Regions from separate parts of the Homo sapiens genome. Here regions 2 and 3 are each linked to region 1. The links are chromatin loops, found by intact Hi-C in ENCODE. Cell type or tissue: ascending aorta. All regions are shown on one strand.

Region 1 (2,500 bases):
AAGAGCATGTAACTCAAGAACAGAATATCCCCATGACTAAATGTCAAATCTCTTATCCTTCTCTCTGTAAAAGAAATGATTTATGGGCATATGTATGTCATACTTATGATCTATTTTTCTCTGTTCACCCCAAGATAGTTTCTATAACACAATTTTGCCACTGACTCCCTCCCTCATTGCCTTTTATCACACATGTGCTTGTTGGTGTGAAACATTGATAAAGGTAGATGCACAGGCATAAAGTGTAATCCAATATTCTTCTCTTACTTCTCACAAACACGTTTGTGAGATGTTTAGACATCTCTAAAAACCCTCTGACCTTCTGCCAGTTTTATCAGGCTTGGGGCATGAGTGGATGTTTGGAGGCATGCTGAGGGTCACCCGAGAAAGGCAGGTGCATGTCTGTTGTATTTTAAGGCCCTGCGAAAGGTTAAGTGTGCTTCTAAGCACCTTATACCTATTCACTGTAGTTAGGTTCTTAGGTGAAGATTTCATGGTGATGGAGGTAAAGGTAGATCAAGACCTAGGCAGCAGTTGCCAATCCATAGATCTGGCAGAGGGGGCAGGTTTCTGAATTGGGGCCAAAATGTGAGATGGCCTGACACACCTCACCTGGTGGAACAACCCATCTTGCCCAGACCCCTAGAGTAGAGAGTGGAAATACGACTTTTGAGAAGTTGATTTTATTCTAGTACCTTGATACCTACTCCATCTCATTGTTGAGGCTCCCCCTCTTCTGCTCTGGCCAGGTTTGGGGTCATTCCTTTCTACTCACTGTGCCTTGGACCCCGAAAAATCTAGGGCAAGTTGATCTAGCTCCAAGAACATCCTCCCCAAGCCCTGGCATGCTCGCCACTGATCAGGAATCCCCTGATGTGGAGGCAGAGAGTCCGGAGCAGGCACCCCACTGGCTGTTTGAAGCATGCATTCCAGTTCCTGAAACTCTTTATCTCACACACTGTGCTGGTAATAGGTATAGCCAAGACTTCAATTGCAGGTACATCATGCTAAGGCACTCTCTAAGACCTTTTCATGTATTATTTAATTATTAATTATTATTTATTTAAATATCATTTAATACAACAAGTCTATTTGTTGGAGCATTATATTCATTCTCATTTTATGGAGGAGGAAACTGAGGCACAGAGAAGGTAAGTGATTCACCCTTTATTACCACAACTAGTAGGTGGTAGGGTCAGATTTTGAATGCATGCAACCTGGCTACAAAGTCTTAACCACTAAACAATGCCATACGGTCCTTGTTTCTTGACCCTGTCAAGAATCAGACATTGAGTTCCCTCGATGTTTTTGTTTCCTGAGTGTGTGCCAGGAGGAAATTCAGCAAGCCGTCCCTAGGCCAGAGCACTTTCCCAGTTAAACAACAGCATATTTATTAATTTATTCCATTCTACATGAACCTGTCTCTGGCTGTATGGGCTTAAATTGAAATGCGCTGCCCTGATCCAACAGCAGGAGGATGTAATCTGAATTATTTCTCCCTTGCTGGGGAATGTGCCCTGAGTCACCAGCACAGATTCCTCCTCCTTTGCTTCTTTCCTGCAGGGTGGCAGGTCAGAGCTAGAGGAAGTCTGTGGCCCACAAACTAAACCAGTCCTAACTAGATGGCCTGGGCTGAAACCGATTCCTCTGATCTCCACCTCCTTGCTATGGACAAGCTTTCCCTATGAAGCTCAGCTGTTTCTTAATGGATGGGCACAGGCTGTTTTACTACCTCCCTCAGCCTACATTCTGGCTGCTGATTGTACAGCAGGCACTGGCTTTCCACAGCCCTCCCACCTTGGAGAATTTGAGTCCCAATGCTCAATGATTCATTTTGCTGTACTGTCTCAGAATTCAGAATTTTTTTTTTTCTGCCGAACATCCTTTGCTTATTGAATGAAAGAGTGAATGGATTATTGAATTAAGGCAGAACCTGAGAAGAAACCAAGTTGTTTAAACACATCTGTGTATTCCCAAGTGTCTTGGACACCACATGCCTTTTCCTGAAAGTAAATTTAAAAACACAGCAGAAAGAAACATGGTGGGTGAGTTTTGTCTGTCAACCACAACCGTCAGAGCTTCAGACTTCATGTCAGGATTGGGGATGCCTGGGAACTGACACAGGGCACAGCCGCTCAGTGGCTGCTGCTCAGAAACAGTCAGGGCTGGGTGTGGTGGCTTATGCCTGTAATCCCAGGACTTTGGGAGGCCAAGGCAGGCGGATCATGAGGTCAGGAGTTCGAGACCAGTCTGGCCAATATGGTGAAACCCCATCTCTACTAAAAATACAAAAGTTAGTCGGGCATGGTGGCAGGCACCTGTAGTCCCAGCTACTTGGGAGGCTGAGGCAGGAGTATTGCTTGAACCCGGGAGGCAGAAGTTGCGATGAGCCCAGGTCACACCACTGCACTCCAGCCTGGGTGACAGAGCAAGACTCTGTCTCAAAAAACAAAAAACAAAAAAAAAGAAAGAAAGAAAGAAAGAAAGAGTCAGAAACAGT
Region 2 (2,500 bases), 97 kb after region 1:
GACAGAGTGAGACTCTGTCTCCAAAAAAAAAAAAAAAAGATGGGGGGATTTGATTTAGACAGGCTGGCTAAGGATACCCTTTCTGATAGAGTAACATGCAAATGGAGACCTAGGTGAAATGAGCTCTCACATCTCTAAATAGTTTCTACCTGCAGAGTCAGAACCCTATGGTTAATTCCTTAATTCTCTTAATGTATTATATTTTTGTTCAACAAATATTTACTGAGCACAAACTATGTGACAGACCCTGTGGACTAGATGATGACCACATGGCAGAGAATGGAATGGACATGGCTATGCTTTCGTGGAGCTCAAGGTCTAGTACAGGAACTGGCATCCTTAACCACATGAGTGTGAAAAGGGCACTGGGCCGAGCTATGCTGGCTTTGCTACTTCTTTATCTCCAGCAGAATCCAAAGTGGGACTGCTATAGATATTAAGCCCCAGGAGAAGAGTCTGCTGGAAGTTGACATATCTCTGCAAAGTGCTCCAGGGAAAGGGGAGTTTCCCCTACAGTTCTGTTGAACTGTCATTTGTGGGGTCCATCCCAGTGGCAGTGCACATAAGATCATCACCTCAGATTTAAAGTTGATAACTAGAACACAAATTCTCACATTCTCTTGCCATATTATATAGTCAAATGTTTTTATGTACATCTTCTTTTGTAAACATTCTAGCAATTCTGTGCACTAGGTAGAACTGCACGAGAAGGCTAGAAGTGGAAACATTCACAGTTGGAAAGGACCTTTGAGGATATCTGATCCAACTTTTTACCTACTGCTGGGTTCCTGTCCTCAGCATTTCAGAGCAAGGGCCACCCATCTCTGCCTCAACATCTCTAATGACAAGAAACCTATGATTATGAGGGAAATCTCTTCCATTTCTTGATAGTCCAATGGCTTGTTAGTGGCCAGGTAGGATAAATTCCATGTTTTCTAACTCAGAGTCAAGTGGTCTTTTCACTGGGATCCTCTCCTGGAAGGCCGCTGCCGAGGAAGCCTTTCATGGAGAAGGCCTGGCCTGGGGAAACCTACGCTCCAGGTCACTCCAGCTGAGCCTGGGCCCCTCTTCCTCAGGATGAGGTGGTGGCTCCACCCCAGTGACCCTTGCCCCATAAGTGCATGTTGCCAGAAAGTATAACCAGAGCATTGTGACCAGATCCAAAAGTAAACACAGATAATGCAGAGGAACAGGCTGTCCCGAGGATTATTATTTTGAAGTAGACTATATGTGGGGGTTCATTTAATCCAATTGTCTGACAACTGTTTATTGAGAAGAAAGTATGAATGGCTCGGCAGCACCGGGAAGGATTTTGGCTTTCAGACATCTAATCTACTAAGCCCTCCAAAATACAAACCGAGGGCGGCATGCTGTGGGAGGGCCATGGTGAACAAGTCCATTTAAGGGCACATGAGCACTAGGAGGCTTTTCTAGGTGAGACACAAGCTCGCTGTGGTGGGGGCTGACATGCTCAGGGCTTCCTTTCCCCTTCTATTTCCTTCTCCAAACCTGGCTCCCGGGAGTCCCAAAAGTCATGGTGAGTAGTAGAGTCATCCCCTTGAAGCCCAGTATCCCAGAGCCCTGCCATGCACGGGCTTTGAGTGCTGAAGCCAAGGACACAGAGCTCCAGGGCACCTCACAGCCTTTGCTGCATGAAACAGACACTGGCAGGCTTGAGGACAAGCTGGAGAGGGTGAGGGAAATGCTGAGGACTCAGAAATCAACAACTCGAGGAGGCAGAGCTCCAACCCTCCTGCTGGGGGTGGATGGGGAGGCATCAGAGCATTGAACCCCTTGCACATAGACAAGGGAAGAAGATGAAAGAAAGACAACTCACTCAGTAACTGTATCAGAGAACCACAAAGTCGGGCATTTAGATATAACTTGGTCCTGGGTTAAAAAAATTTTAAAGCTTTGTAACCCTTGGTTGAAATAAAATCACAGCTGGAGCATAAACAAATAAAGAAAGTAAAAGCTGAGTAACTCTGGGATCAGAGAGCTGGAAACACTCCCAAATATCCTGCACCAAACTGCCTCTCCCCAGGCAGTGACCCTAGAGTGGGCCCTACACAGCACTTGGAAAGCACTGTTCAAAAACCACCAAGTAAGACTCACCACCTTTTCGTTTTACAAATAAGGAAACTGACATGCAGCAAGTAAGGGCTTCCAGCTCACCTGTCTCACAGGCATCCTGGTGCACGCTATTCCTATCCCACACAGAAGGTTGAGAAGGGTGTCCTTTCCCTGATATCTACTCAGAGGGACATTCAGGAGGTTCTCTGGAGAATAGGGCTATCTCCAAACAGCTACACCTATTAATTTCTTTCCCTGATGGGGTTCCCCAGAATCAATTAATAGGGCATGGTGAAGTCAATGAATTGGCAGGCTGGACAGCAGCCATGCACTGATGAGGTCTGGGAAACCAGGGAAGCGGCTTATTTGGCAAAATCTGTGTTACCAGGTTCAGGGAGGTGGGGGCCTTCACTTTCTGGTACCATTT
Region 3 (2,500 bases), 510 kb before region 1:
AAATTCTCCAGGACAGACAGCCAAACTTCCTTTTCTTGGAAGATTCTTGGGAACAGATACTGGAAGATCTTAGCTCTGTCATTGACCAGCTATGTGACTTTTGGGCAAGTCATGCCCCTCTCTGGGCCTTACTTTTCTGGTCTAAAAAATGAAGGTTTTGGTAGATTACATCTAAGATCCTTGTAGGTCTGACATTTTTTGTTTATAGCCTTCCATTATTATCCATCCAATGTCCCTTATTCTGATTTTCAAGAATCTTCTTCCTGTCTGATTCCTCCTTCCATGATTAAGTTTTCTCTATTCATGCTCTTTGTGGGGTCATGGTGAATTTCTTAGCAACTCCCTCCTTGTCCATAAATTTCCTGATCCAGACTATTAGAAAAGAACCCACCCTACTTTGCCTGGCTCAGGCCTTACAATCTTGTTCCATTCTGCTTGTCCACAATGTATTTCCCCTTCCTCTTCCCCACGAACTTTCTGTTCCAGCTAAGTCAGAATTCTACCCATCTTCCCCCTCTATATGACTCAGTTCTCTAATATTATACACCCTATGATCCCTCACTGACCTCTCAAGTTCACTCCAAAATCACTTCTTATCAGAAGCAATAGCTTGGCCCTACTGTTTTCCATTTACTGGATTTTCTGGTTAGTTTCTTTATCTTTCCAAGTAAATTACAAGCTACTTGACTCAGATATCCTGTGATTCTTTCTTCCATATCCATAGTGCCAAGCAGACTTAGTCTGGTGTTTTTGATTGGTAGGATGTCTGAAAGCACCAACCTATTGGTTAATGCCTTCAGAAAAGCCTGCCTCTCAGGCACCAGAATTAGGAATGAACATTTTGCTGCAGCCTCAAGGCATCCTGACAGTGACTTCTGGCCGTATCACACAAGGTTCTCTCAGATCATAGCAGCTAAGAGGATTTTTTATTACCTTCAGCTGGACAGGGAATTCCAGTGACTAAAAACCATGAGGGGTCACTGTTGGGAAGAGAATGGTTGTGCAAGCTAAGATACGCTGCACTAAAGACTTTCCCTGCATAACCCAGATACTTATAGCCACAATGTAAATTCATTTTCTCTGAAGCTATCCCTTATGTGGGGAACGTTCCAATACCTTACTGCCTTCTTTCTTTATTTAACCAAGTAAAATGATGCTTTTATTTACCATTTAGCACTTTTAAATTTTCTTGCCTTTTTGCTTACAAATACCCTTTGAGCTACTGAATTGATTTTGCTGAGATTTGTTACACTATGAAAGAGTCTGAAGATGCACCTGGAATTCCATCATGTCTCAGCAAACACCTAGAAACAAAATGGCCACCACCAACTACTTTAAAAACAGCACATCTCCTGCAAATTTGAATTTGTACAACTGTAAATGGGGAGTTGCTATTGCATTGTGACCCATTGTATGTTCATGGGTCCCAGTTCATATGGACACAAACAGAAAATACACTCCTGCTCTTAGGAAGCATCATCTAAAATGTGATGATGATAACTCCTGGGCAGATCTACCAAATGCTAATTGGAATGCATTGAAAATAGTTAAGTTTGTGAGCATTTTGAAATCATCATGGGTGATATAAGCATATTTTTATCACTAGTGTTTAATAAAAGCCATTTCTGTGTCTGGGCCAAGGGCTTTGGCACATGTTCAGAACAAGTCAAAGGAGTTAATAACCAGTAATAAAGGGAAATGGAGCCAAGGCATATCTAAGCTGCATATCTCTAGGGATCTTGGAAGTGGTAGGAGACATTCTTCAAGACATGCATGGTGGATGCACCAGCAGCACTACAGTCATTCACTTCAAGCCTAATCCACTCAACCTTTCCCAAAAGAGGAGTCAGGGAGACAGAAGTCCAAGGATGGGCCCATGAAGTCTTGTTTCATTTGCTTAGTTTTATGATTAACTGCAAGATACTGCATTTGATTCATTACCAATAGCAGCCACATTAAAGAAAATACCCCAGGTAGGTCAGAGAGAAAATTTTTATAGGATGGACAAGGAGCTGAAGGGAGGAGAGTTTTGTGTGTGTGTGTGTGTGTGTGTGTCTATATGCAAAGATTTCAAAAACATCTTGGGAATTACCCCCAAGAGGTATCCTTTTTATCTGGAAGGCATAAGATTGTTCTAGATTTAAATAGGGAGGTGGATATTAAAAGCTGCCCATAAGCTTTCTATATTATCCCTGTAGTTTCAAATTTGACTTCAACATTTCATCTTGATAATAAGGAGATGCTTTAAGTCTCCTGAATTAGTCCTACCAGAAATCTCACCAAAGTTGGGAGAAAACTTTCCTTCAACTCCAAATGCTAGGGTGAGGAGAAAATGGGGCAGGAAAAAGGGCAGGGGCTGGTGGGGCCATGGTGCCTCTATCTTATTTTTCATATGGAGCAGCTGAGGCCAGATAAGGCAGGTGAGGCATTTAAGGGCTTAGCAGTTAGGTCTACACCTGTGTGTTTTCGTATACGGTCCTGTGTTCTTTCCATGAAGATT

Evidence for each region. A loop is a pair of places that touch in the nucleus more often than their neighbours do. Peaks named below come from ENCODE experiments on the same cell type or tissue, not always from the same donor. Only the 100,000 strongest peaks of a DNase experiment are listed, where the experiment ranks them.
Region 2: it touches region 1 in a loop (2.2-fold over the local background); 7 of 110 quality-filtered maps call a loop at or near these places.
Region 3: it touches region 1 in a loop (2.2-fold over the local background); 2 of 110 quality-filtered maps call a loop at or near these places.

Annotation. Positions count from the first base shown.
Region 1 is chr18:45,013,401-45,015,900 of GRCh38, reverse strand. The region is part of intron 4 of SETBP1 (SET binding protein 1); the gene reads right to left. Among named protein-coding and RNA genes, the nearest start is that of MIR4319, 44 kb to the right of the region's middle. In ascending aorta, a CTCF peak has its summit at 1,469; a DNase peak (open chromatin) is centred at 1,550; H3K27ac peaks cover 1,947 bases.
Region 2 is chr18:44,916,886-44,919,385 of GRCh38, reverse strand. All of the region lies in intron 3 of SETBP1 (SET binding protein 1), which reads right to left. Among named protein-coding and RNA genes, the nearest start is that of MIR4319, 52 kb to the left of the region's middle. In ascending aorta, no CTCF peak of the experiment used is centred here; a DNase peak (open chromatin) is centred at 1,536; H3K27ac peaks cover 2,087 bases.
Region 3 is chr18:45,524,686-45,527,185 of GRCh38, reverse strand. It overlaps a transcript of SLC14A2 not described here. Among named protein-coding and RNA genes, the nearest start is that of SLC14A2-AS1, 22 kb to the right of the region's middle. In ascending aorta, a CTCF peak has its summit at 967; no DNase peak of the experiment used is centred here; H3K27ac peaks cover 1,249 bases.